Regions from separate parts of the Homo sapiens genome. Here all the other regions are linked to region 1. The links are chromatin contacts, found by Hi-C or POLR2A ChIA-PET in ENCODE. All regions are on one chromosome and are shown on one strand. The core of a region is the stretch at or near the end of the contact, and the rest is flanking DNA. Distances in the headings are between cores, read along the strand shown. Region 1 holds the start of KLF9 (KLF transcription factor 9). Region 2 holds the start of PABIR1 (PP2A Aalpha (PPP2R1A) and B55A (PPP2R2A) interacting phosphatase regulator 1). Region 3 holds the start of CEMIP2 (cell migration inducing hyaluronidase 2). Region 4 holds the start of TJP2 (tight junction protein 2).

Region 1 (2,611 bases), core at 82-2,581:
TCACCTACTGCAATATCTTCCCTGTACCACTTTAATATTTTTGTTGTTGTTTTCTTTATTTTTTTAAGCTGTACACTTTTATTGAACTGGTCTTGTCAGGTTTGTTATTTTTTAATTAAAATCTATTATACTCTTACTTACCTGAGCCACCCTTAGTTATGATTTAAAAAAAAACAAAAAAAACAGGGCCTTGCTCTGTTGCCCAGGCTGGAGTAGTACAGTGGTGTAATCAGGGCTCACTGCAGCCTTGACCTAGGCTGACGCAGTCCTTCAGCCTCAGCCTCCTGAGTAGCTGGGACTACAGGTGCGAGCCACCACGCCTGGCTAACTTTTTTTTTATTATTATTATTTTTGATGTACCACTTTAAAAACAAAGTCAAAAGAAACTACTGTAGATCTCACATTGGTAGAGTCAATTTGAGACCCTTGCCTCGGAGACCAGAACCTGGTGTAACTTTCTCTTAACAAAGGTTAATAGCCAGTGGGGGGTCAGGGTTGGAACTCACCGAATCTGCATCACATAGAATCAGGTACCTCTCACATTCACGAAAGTGAATTATTTTTAATGAATTGTGCTGACAGTATGCCTCTTGCAAAAAGAACTAGCCCTAGATTCTTTTCTAGCTATCAAGATGGAAAACAACCACATCGTTAATTCAGACGGAGGGGTAAACCAAGTTAATCAGACTCCAAGACCCATACTAATTGTTGACCAAGTAATGCCACAGTATTCCATGGCTAAGGATTTCCAGCTTGTTCCAGTCCCTAAAAATCTGTTCTGCACAGTTAATATTTCACAAAACCAAAAGGGCTTAGTTGCAAGCACAAAGAGCTAGAAATCAGGAGACTTGTGGTTTCTATTGAGTTCTATCATTATCTGTCTAATAAGATAAATAAGTCACTTCTCTGTAACTCAGTTTCCACATTTGTGAAGTGAGGGAAGAGAAACATGTCCTAAAAACCATGCAGGGGCTCTGGAAAGAAAAAGAGCTAAGAATGGTGGGTTTTTTATAAAAGTTACACAAATGAATGGTTTTTGTCTCCGTTTTTCTGAAAGTGGGTTAAAAATAGCCTCCAAATAAAGCTAAAAGAATTTATTTAGACTAAATTGCACCAGAGAAGTAGAGGAATTAAGAGATATGACAAGCAAAGATGGGATGTTTCAATGGAAGAATCTCAGGCAGTAAAAAGGCTATGCTGTAAAACCAGAACTTTTGTTAGCACTGCATTTTTAAGATGAATTGGTCATAGTTAATGTATTGGATGGAAGAATTTTTAAACATCTGCCCCAAAGTATGCTGCATCCAAAAAATATATAACAAAACGAATTCTTACTCATTTGTGTTTATTCTTGGACTTATCCTGACATAATGGGGTTTTTTTAATTATAGATTCACACTGCATTTATTCATCACCCCTGTCCTCTCATCCATAACTCAAATTTACTACCAGCAACACAAAATACAAAGATGTGTCCAGTTTCACTACAGCTCTTCGCGTTTACAAGTGTCGAGCGCTTGCTTTCGGAACGCCCTTGTGATTGGCCGAGCCAATGCCAGTGACATCAACCAACTTACTTTTGATTGGAAGGCTGGTTGCTGGGACTGTAGCGTTTGCAGGAAGTCACTTAACTGTTTGGGAGCTGGAAAACCGAAGCTGAAGTTCTCTTTTGCCATAGGAACGAGCGCAACTGACTAGGAAAGATGTGTCCCAAAGCTCCGCAAGCTGGAACGTGAGCCAGGAGGCCCGGACCGGCCACGGGACCGCGAGGCACTCCGAAAGTGTGCGGCTGCCCCTTCCCTGCCTCCCAGCTGTTACCCTTTTAAATGTCAGTGTTCGAGGCTGTAGGGGTAGCACGAGGCAGCGAAACGGAACAGTCGGATTGGCCGCACGCCTCAGTTCTAGACGCACCTCTCCACCGAAGGCCGTTCTGACTGGCAGGGGGAGAAAGTAAACAGAGTTGAATCACCCTCCCCACTGGCCAATTGGAGGGGGTTTGGTTTGTGACGTGATGGGATTCTGCGAAATTGTTACTGAGCAAGAGAATGCCGGAACGGTGCGGACCGGCCGGAGCAGGGGTTCAGAAGCCGTCAGTGGACTCGGGAAAAAGTGTCTCTTAGACCTGGCGCTCGGCGGGACCCTCGCCACCCGCGTCGGGGTGATCGGGTGAATGTCCTGGGGCTTTGGCTCGACGGCGAGGCGGCCGAGGGCGTGCACCTCTCTTGCAGTTTCCTCTCCCAGCGCCTCGGGGGCGTTTTCAGTCGAATAAACTTGCGACCGCCACGTGTGGCATCTTTCCAAGGGAGCCGGCTCAGAGGGGCCGGCGCGCCCGTCGGGGGATCGCGGCCGGCGCGGGGCAGGGGCGGCGGCTAGAGGCGGCGGCGCGGCGGAGCCCGGGGCCGTGGATGCTGCGTGCGGAGGCGCTGCCGGTTACGTAAAGATGAGGGGCTGAGGTCGCCTCGGCGCTCCTGCGAGTCGGAAGCGCCCCGCGCCCCCGCCCCCTTGGCCGCCGCGCCGTGCCGCGCCGCGCCGCGCTCGTCGTCCGAGGCCAGGGCAGGGCGAGCCGAACCTCCGCAGCCACCGCCAAGTTTGTCCGCGCCGCCTGGGCTGC
Region 2 (2,611 bases), core at 74-2,573, 1.6 Mb after region 1:
TGATTAAGTCAACATTTATATTTTCATCAGAACTTAATAATCCCATAAATAAATAGAGCTCTCAGTTATTTAAAAAAATCAAGGGATAACATATGTATTTAGACATATTAGCAGCGTAAAGATGTATGCTTCAACACACTTATTGGGGAAACGTCTGAAAATATTACTACACTGAATTCAAGGGTATCCAAAGGAACCTGACATAGAAGTTCTCTAGAATAACATCATTTCAGGGAATTTCAAAAAAGAAAAGGGGTCAAATAGGAAATAGCCTCAAATTAATTGACAAAGTTCAGTGTTTGCCCCAACTAGATTATTCTCTCTCTCCACTGCAAAAAGAAAGTCTCAGGATGAGTGAATCACTTAGACGAAAGTTCATCTAGTGGAATAAATGGAGAAGCCGCTTGGGCAGGTGACACAGGAGAGTCGGTGGTAGTGCTGACTTTCGCTGGTGAGTTACAAGAAGATCCGGCACTGCTGCTGTTTCCATCAAGGGTATCCGAAGATACACACACACCAGGATCTGACAGCTGTGCAACGTCAGAAGAAAGCATGTTGGTGATGCCCTGGAAAAATCTCTTTGGCTGATATTCAGTTTCCATTTCACATTTTCTTTTCAATGGTCCAAGAACACTTGGTCTAATGCAATTGATGGGGCTCTGGCTTCTCCGGGTGGTAAATCGGGTCGTTGGGCTGGGAATAGGGCTTGGAGGCAATCCGTTGCTACTTACAAAACTTTGCAAGGATGGCGAAAAACACTGCTTCCCAATTCCCCGAGTGGGTGACGGTGCTGGTGACACAGGAATGAAATCGATGCGCTTGGGGGAGGCGGATTTCTCCACGTCGTTGTCACTCAGGCTGAAACTTTCCTCCCAGGAGTGGCTTATCTGCATTGCGGTCTGCACCTCCCGTTCGTGGACCGTCTCTCGGTTGATCAAGTCCATGCCCTCTTCTTGTTTGATCTGGTGCAAGCGGCTGCTGTGCATGCGGACAGGGGAGGCCGGCAGCAGCAGGCCGTGGCGGCTCGGGAACGTTGTGCTGTTCCGCCTGGCGCTCGGCGCCTCGGCCTGGAACACCGGCGAAGTGTCACTGAGGCCGTGGATCAGGGGGGCGCTGTTAGACCTCCTGAGGCCCCCGCCGCCGCCGCTGCCACCGCCCTCCGCCGGGCTCCCGCCCGTACCCGGAGGCAGCTCCAGGTCTAGCTCCATCTTCTCCTGAGCCATGTCGGGGGCAGGGAGGCGGGGGAGGTGCTCAGTCAGGGACCTAGGATTCCCATTCCCCGCAGTCCAGGGCCGCCGCCGCTGCCGCCGCCACCGAGAATCTGTCAGCGGGCTGGCCCCTCTGCGCATGCGTAGCCCTTCGCGCAGGCGCTCGCGATGTCCGTACTCGCGGCGCCTGCTTAATGCGTAATATGTGCGCGGCAGTGGTAGGGGAGGGGCGAGGAGTGGTCGGGCCGCTAGTCCGTATATTCCTTCGGCAAATAGCTATTGAGCGCAAGCTCGCGTTGACGCATGTCAATAAGATTGTCATATTCTGGATTGCATACTCATAAAACAAAGCCCTGAAAGAGAGGCCCATGGTGATGTGGGGCTGTATGACGTGGAGTGGCGCTTGGCCTAATCAGGGAGGGCTTCCTCGAGGAAGGAACAATCTCCTGAAATCTGAAGAAGTGGGCGAAATGGGTGCGATGTAGAACTTTGCAGGAAGCGGGAAGCAACGGCTACCCAGCCAGTTGGCAGGCGGGAACCAGGAGGGGAGGAGAAAGTGTGGCCTGGAGTGGAGAGTGAGGGCTGGCCTGACGTGAGGTGGTGGACCAGACCACATTCTGGTCTTTATCTTGAGAACAATGAAAACTTAAAGGGTTTTCAAGCATGGGTGTAACAGCAACTGAAAAGCTCACTGGCCTGCAGTCTGGAGAATACATATTGGGAGATTAAAACCTTACAGAAAAAAGGCCAGAGAGGATGGTCATTTGCACTAAGGTGACAGTGTGGCAGTGGAGATGGAGAGAAAAGTAAATCTGAGAACTATTTAGGTTAGGGGAAGAAGCCAAAACAGAGGATGGTATTGCTATTGATTTACAGTCATAGTTCCAGCACAAGCATATGTGTGAAGTATGAAGGATTAAACCAGTAGGTCCTCACATTTTAAAAATGAAACCACAATTCTTGGCTCATGTAATTAATATAAAACCTTGATATCTCATTAAAAGTGAGTTTATTTGTTCATTTATTCAGTCAGTCAAGGTTTTTTTTTTTCAGCATACTTACTATGTGCCAAACACTGCTAGGAAATGGGCCCTAGTATGAACTTTTAATTCTTACTGAGGGGAAAATAGAGAAACGCAGGCTATTTTCAGATAGTGGTAAGCCTTAGGAAAAGTAAGATGGTGTGATGGAGCACTACTGATAGAAGTCAGGGGACAATTAGAGTTGAGATCTAAATGACAAGAAGCAGTAAGTCACGTGGACATCTGGGGAATGAGTATTCCAAGCAGAGAGAATAGCAAGTGCTAAGGCCGGAGGCAGCCATGAGTTTGATGAGTTAGCAGAAAAAGAAAAAAGGGCAGTGCCGCTGAAGCATAAGAGCGGGAGTGTTAGGAGAGGGTAAG
Region 3 (2,611 bases), core at 37-2,536, 1.4 Mb before region 1:
TTCCAATTAAATCGAGGATGACGACGGCCCGGATTTGGCAGTCCTGCAGCTGTCACTAGCTCGGGACCTCGTGCGTCTGAGTGATCCAGCCCGGGCCGCGCCCTCACCCAGAGCCAAGGCTGTGAGAGCAGCTCCAGCGAGGGGGCAGGGTGGCGGCGGCAGGGCTGCTTCAGGGCCGGTGCCGGTGTCCTCAGAGCGGCGTTTTGGCACTGGGGTGGGCCGGGGCGTGGCTTTCGGCGCCACCTCTGCAAGCGGCCGCCACTCCAGAGTGGCGCAGGTAGGGGGCGTGGGAAGACCTAAGTATATTTATTCCGGCCTGCGAGCGGGATGCTGGGGTTGCTCCAAGGGACCAGAAGAGCTGCCCTGTGTCCCAGAGCAGGCTGGTTCTTCTGACAGCGCTGAGAACCTGGCGCTCGCGCCTGGCCAGGTAGGGGCTGTGACTGGACGCTCAGAACATTTGTGGGAGTGTGGAAATCTCTTTACGGGTGATGGGGCTCAAAGTCTGACGCAGCCGAGGGTTGATGGGGTGCAGTCACGCTCAGCCAGGGGACTTTGGGGGCGCAGTGTCAGGCTCAGCCAGGGAGTGACAGGCGCAGTACCAGCCTTATCTGGGGGTGCTGGAGGCACAGGCTCCGGTTCGGCCAGGCGGGTGTGCGCGCCCAGGAAGGGTAGGAGCCTGCAGCCGCAGCGGGGGGCGCTGGCTGGGGCTCTGCCCCGCCGGCAGTGCGCTCGGGCGCTGTTCCAGCGCGCGGCAGCGAGTGGCGCTGAGCCTCCGCTTTCGCAGCTCGCGGGGAGCGGGGCCGGCGGGAGGGGCCGGGCGGGGCCACCGCCTCCTCTGATGGCAGGCTCCTCCTCTCCCTCCGCCTCCCTCGCTCTCCACCGCCCGCCCGCCCGCCCGCCCAATCCACAGTTCCCGGCCCAGCCGAGCCGGGCTGCTTGTCTGGCCGGCGGAGGCTGAGCGCGACCCTAGCAAGCCGCGGCGCCCGCCGACCAGGGACAAGAGCGACTCCTGGGACCCCACTCTGCCCCGCGCCGCCGCCTCCTCCCCTGTTGTCGCGGGGACGCTCAGGCCCGCGCCGCCCGGGCCACGATTCTCCTCCTCTTTCTCCCGGAGGGGAAGGAACGGAGAAAGCCGAGCGGCGGCTCCGGGAGAGAGCGAGCCGAGGCCCCTGCCCCCGAGGCTCGGGGCAGGAGGAGGAGGAGGAGGAGGAGGCGGAGGCGGAGGGAAGTGCGCGTCACTCTCGGGAGGAGAGTATTTCACCTCCAGGCAGAGGCTGCGGCTGCCAGTTGAGTACGAGCGGCAGCTGCGGGCGCCGGCAATCGAGTGGCTTCCTGGCCATGGAGAGGAGATCTGGACCCGAGGACGCCAGGGACTCCTCTCCGTCTCCCTGGACCGCTGTGTAGGCACCTGAGTTAACGGACGCTAAGCGGGGTAGGGGAAGGTAAGAAGCGACTCGGTCACCCGCCCCCCCACCCCGCTCCACCTCGTTTGCTGCCCTCGGGGGCCACTGCGGGGACGCAGACCCGGGTCTCGCCCACCTTTTCTGCTCCCGGCGGCCTGGCCGGCTCCGGCGTTGGGCATTTCTGCCGAAAAGGAAAACGTCCTCCCGCCCTTCCCCCGTGCGCCTCCTTTCCCGGTTTCATCTCTGGATTGGGACTGACCCGACTCCCCAGGAGTCAGTCCTCTCTTCTTAAGAAAGGGTCCTCGGGAACGGTGTCTTGATTTCTTTCTCTCCACTCTCTCTTTTCATTACGTTTACGGGGAAGGGAACAATGGACCTTTCAAAGTCGGTGCGAACAGCCTTAAACTTTCTGGAGAGGGATGGGGTGAGGGGATAAACCCCACAGTAAGCCGATTACAGTGAAAGGTTGATGGAATGTGCTTTGCAGTCCGGGCTTCAGTGCGCGCGCGCTTGTGCGTTTGGGGTCATCTTTGTCTCCTTACAATTCCCCTGGGTTGGTGGGTCCTCCGCCCTCCGCCCCCTGCCTCTCTGTTAGCTGAGGTAAGGTGAGGCTTTAAAATCGTGTACAGCTTCCTTTAAATCTGGGGAATAGCCTTAGCCCTGGACCCTATTCCCAGCTTTTCTCTGCAGAGTTGGGAGATCCTGGTAAAGGAGGGGGGCCCTCTCTGTGAGGACCCAGAGTGCTGCTGTTAATAGCACTAGTGGCTACACCCTTAGCGATAAAACCAAGGTCCTGAATTCCCTGGATGCTCTCTGCTGAGGGTTGATGAGTGTCACCAGACTTCGACCTGGAGCGGAAACAGCTCACTTGAATTCTCCGCAGGTTAGGAAAACAGACTTTGATATATATCTCCTTTTATCAGCAGTTGGGATTAAGGATAGACTGCCTAATAATTTTTAAAACTTTCATTGTGCACATGAGCTACTCACTGCCTTGAGTTCACTCCCCTTGATTCAGTGTGACAGAGTGATGCGCTGCTGCACAGTTGCATGTATTGAGATGTGCTGCTCTTCCCGGTAAAAAGTGAGAAGAATTTAGAGAGAGGGGAAAGGGTAGAGGCTTCACCTGAGCTGAGGGAGGCCTGACTCCCCAGAGCAGCCAGGCAAATCTGTTGGAAATGGCTCAGTGTTAAAAAAACACCTTTAAA
Region 4 (2,611 bases), core at 44-2,543, 1.2 Mb after region 1:
TTTCATCCTCTCAAGCAGGATATGCAGTGGTACTTTGCTACAAATACATTTACCACTACGAATTTCTCACTTCAAGCGATCTCCTGCCCAGGTGTGTGCTCTCAGAAAATTACATCTCTTTCTGAATTACGCTGGCAAAGGTGGACCTGTTTTCCCAAAAGGACCGTCAGCACACCCAGCACAGACCACCTGGGGAGCTGAAGAAAACGACCTCCCTCCCTCCTCCCCGCTGGGATTCCCCGGGCTGAGAGCGTGAGTGAGAAGCGCAAGGCAGTTTCTATCATGGGATGACTCTCCGCTGGGAACTTCAGGGAAACCACAACCATCATTACTCAGGCCAGACAGCTGCCAGAAAAGCAGCCTAGCCTAAGAACTGAAGCTGAAATAGAGGTGGGAGGCTGTATTCCATTACTAAGCGCGGGAGCACTCACTCCCAAGTTTGTCCACATTTCAAGAATGTTAAAACCCTGTGGTAGAAATCCCTGATTATTTATAACTTAAACTACCGTGTAAAAGCAGAAACTTGACAAATGAAGACATAAAAAGAACTGGTGACAGGTAGGCTAGTACTAGAATACAAAGCATTCATCACACTCCTCTTTTGTGGGTCCTTCCAAACCTCCATCCCCATTCCCTACTGGAAAAAAAAAAAAAAAAAAACAACTTTTACTTCTATTACAGACGCAGCTGATTGAAAGGGAAAAGGGATTCTGCTCTGTGATGAGTTTTCAGTTTCTCTCACGTACACAAGCCTGTAACTTTGCATCAATACCGAGTGTGGTTTGAAATAGAGAAGGAAAACACAAAGACATGCAAGCGACACAACAGACACGAGATGCCTCCAAGCCAGCAGAAATCCAGGACACCGGGTTCAAGACAGTGTCCCCTACTCGCGCCTTAATCTCCAGCCCAAGTGACTTCAGAGTAAAGGTTCCAGGAGCCCCGGAGGCCACGAGTCATCAGCCCGGACGGTGAAACCTACCCCTCCCCTGCGTCCCACGTCCGGATGGGAGAATCCCAGCTTCCTACGGCGCATCGGGGAACAACTTCAGAGCAGCACGCGAGCAGAGCCCCCAGCGCTCCCACGCTCACGCTCACGACCCTCCTCCCAACCGCGCGGCACAAGGAGGCACTTACGCGGAGCCAACCTGACAGCTCCCGCCGGGGTGGAAACCCGCGGTCTCCTCGCACCGGCATTTCGGACACAGGTCCCGCGTAGGCGCGCAGCTCCGGACCCCGCTTCTGCTTCTGCTCCTGCTCCTACTCCTCCTGGGCACCACCGGACAGTGCTCTGACCCGCAGCCCAACCGCCGGGGTGCCGACCCGCGGGGACCCACCCCTTTGTCCCTCCTCCCGCGGCGGCGGCGGCGTCAGCCCGCCCCCGACCCGAGCGTGGCGCCTCCGCGCTGGCCGCCCGGCCCGGGAAACTGTCAAATTGGCCGCTACCACCCACGCGCCTGCCGGGGAAGGGCTCGCCGGCGCCGCGCCTTCGAGGCTCCTGCGGCGAACCGCGTCACGCGCGACTCCTGGCCGGGGGCGGGAGGCGGCGGCGGCGGCAGGAGAAGCCCAAGGCCCGAGCGGCCCGCAGCCCCCACGCCTGCACCCCTCCACCCCCGCCAGCCCGATGGTTCGCTCCGCGGCGTGCACTGGAGCAAGCAGGTCCCGCTCCGAGCGCGCGCGCTCTGGGAAGTGCTGCAAGTTTGGAGACCTGGAGTGAGCTCCGGGCGCTGCTGGCCCGACTGTCCGCGGTGTTTCCCCGGTGAGGTCGCGGGGGCATCCTGTAGGAAGACTTTTTGGCGAGGTTCGCAGGGCCTCACACAGGCAGCTTCAGTTCTCCTACGAAGAGTCGAACTGGGAAAACCTCAAAGTTTTAGGTCCTGTCTAGAGGCCTGCCCGGCTAACCAACACATACACGGCCTTGTACCCCACATTTCTCAGCCCAACAACTGCCTACCCGAATTCCGAGGGTTATAAGATGTTCGTATTAAATATTAAAACAGGACTTTTCAGGACAATATATTCCAGGTTATCTCTTTGGCACATTTCCAACAACTCCAATAAAGAGATTGAAACTCCTCTCCCATCATCAGCTTATAAAAGGTTGCCAGTAGGTCACAAGTGCTTATCTGACAGGATTCATCTAATGCAATTCAGTGTGCTTATTCCTTTCGAAGTCCTCCATGTGCAAAGAATTGTGCAGTGACGTTAAGTGTCTTTATTTTAAGAGCATATAAATTAATTTGGAGAATCCAAACAGGTACCGATTAAAAATATAACCTTGGGTTTGAAATCTTAAAAAACCATCTTGTAAGAGAATAGTTTTGCCTGCCCTGCTCTTCCCTTAATTGGAAAGCAAAACTCGTCCTAGGCTCACAAGTAGAAGGTAAAAGGTGTGGTCTGTCCCAGAGGAGATGCAGATGCTGGGCTCTCTCCCTGAAAAGTTGCTTCACTTCCTGCCTGATCAAAACAAGTCTAGAAGTTTCGTGGAAAAACAAGTCCAGTAGATGCCTCTCCAGAAGTGTTATGCTTCTGGACTCCTTTGGAGTAACTAAGTCCACGCCTCTGGATAAAAAGCACTGTGAGTAACGTTTCCCACTTTGCCTCGAGTCTC

The links. Hi-C counts contacts between places; a loop is a spot of excess contacts on that map. ChIA-PET counts read pairs that join two places held with the same protein, here RNA polymerase II (POLR2A). Pooled maps may share reads with other maps.
Region 2: a loop to region 1 is called in a map with no recorded cell type, with 16 times the contacts of the local background. The contact joins the promoter of PABIR1 here to the promoter of KLF9 in region 1. A Hi-C loop is called at or near these places in 1 of 168 maps with a recorded cell type or tissue (naive thymus-derived CD4-positive, alpha-beta T cell), 1 of 37 single-sample maps with no recorded cell type and 6 of 50 pooled maps.
Region 3: a map of CD4-positive, alpha-beta T cell shows a loop between it and region 1 (8-fold over the local background). The contact joins the promoter of CEMIP2 here to the promoter of KLF9 in region 1. A Hi-C loop is called at or near these places in 7 of 168 maps with a recorded cell type or tissue (CD4-positive, alpha-beta T cell, CD4-positive, alpha-beta memory T cell, CD8-positive, alpha-beta T cell and 3 more), 7 of 37 single-sample maps with no recorded cell type and 20 of 50 pooled maps. POLR2A ChIA-PET finds 5 or more read pairs at or near these places in 6 of 52 experiments (BJ, CD4-positive, alpha-beta T cell, CD8-positive, alpha-beta T cell and 3 more).
Region 4: a loop to region 1 is called in a map of naive thymus-derived CD4-positive, alpha-beta T cell, with 5 times the contacts of the local background. The contact joins the promoter of TJP2 here to the promoter of KLF9 in region 1. A Hi-C loop is called at or near these places in 3 of 168 maps with a recorded cell type or tissue (ascending aorta, chondrocyte and naive thymus-derived CD4-positive, alpha-beta T cell), 8 of 37 single-sample maps with no recorded cell type and 17 of 50 pooled maps.

Annotation. Positions count from the first base shown.
Region 1 is chr9:70,413,377-70,415,987 of GRCh38, reverse strand. KLF9 (KLF transcription factor 9) reads left to right here and starts at 1,331. Exons shown (of 2, transcript NM_001206.4): 1 at 1,331-2,611. KLF9-DT (KLF9 divergent transcript) reads right to left here and starts at 1,798. Exons shown (of 4, transcript XR_001746710.3): 1 at 1,578-1,798. RefSeq lists enhancers at 1,619-1,748, 2,089-2,168, 1,997-2,611, a promoter at 1,480-2,282 and a silencer at 2,459-2,611.
Region 2 is chr9:68,778,777-68,781,387 of GRCh38, reverse strand. PABIR1 (PP2A Aalpha (PPP2R1A) and B55A (PPP2R2A) interacting phosphatase regulator 1) reads right to left here and starts at 1,323. Exons shown (of 1, transcript NM_138333.5): 1 at 1-1,323. The coding sequence starts at 1,223. The coding sequence ends at 360. All of the region lies in intron 2 of PIP5K1B (phosphatidylinositol-4-phosphate 5-kinase type 1 beta), which reads right to left. RefSeq lists silencers at 1,063-1,302, 1,420-1,834 and an enhancer at 587-1,415.
Region 3 is chr9:71,767,188-71,769,798 of GRCh38, reverse strand. CEMIP2 (cell migration inducing hyaluronidase 2) reads left to right here and starts at 1,286. Exons shown (of 24, transcript NM_013390.3): 1 at 1,286-1,442. RefSeq lists enhancers at 265-946, 947-1,628 and a silencer at 522-1,191.
Region 4 is chr9:69,172,959-69,175,569 of GRCh38, reverse strand. It overlaps TJP2 (tight junction protein 2), which reads right to left and starts at 1,293. Exons shown (of 23, transcript NM_004817.4): 1 at 1,138-1,293. The coding sequence starts at 1,197. RefSeq lists an enhancer at 195-384 and a silencer at 1,275-1,704.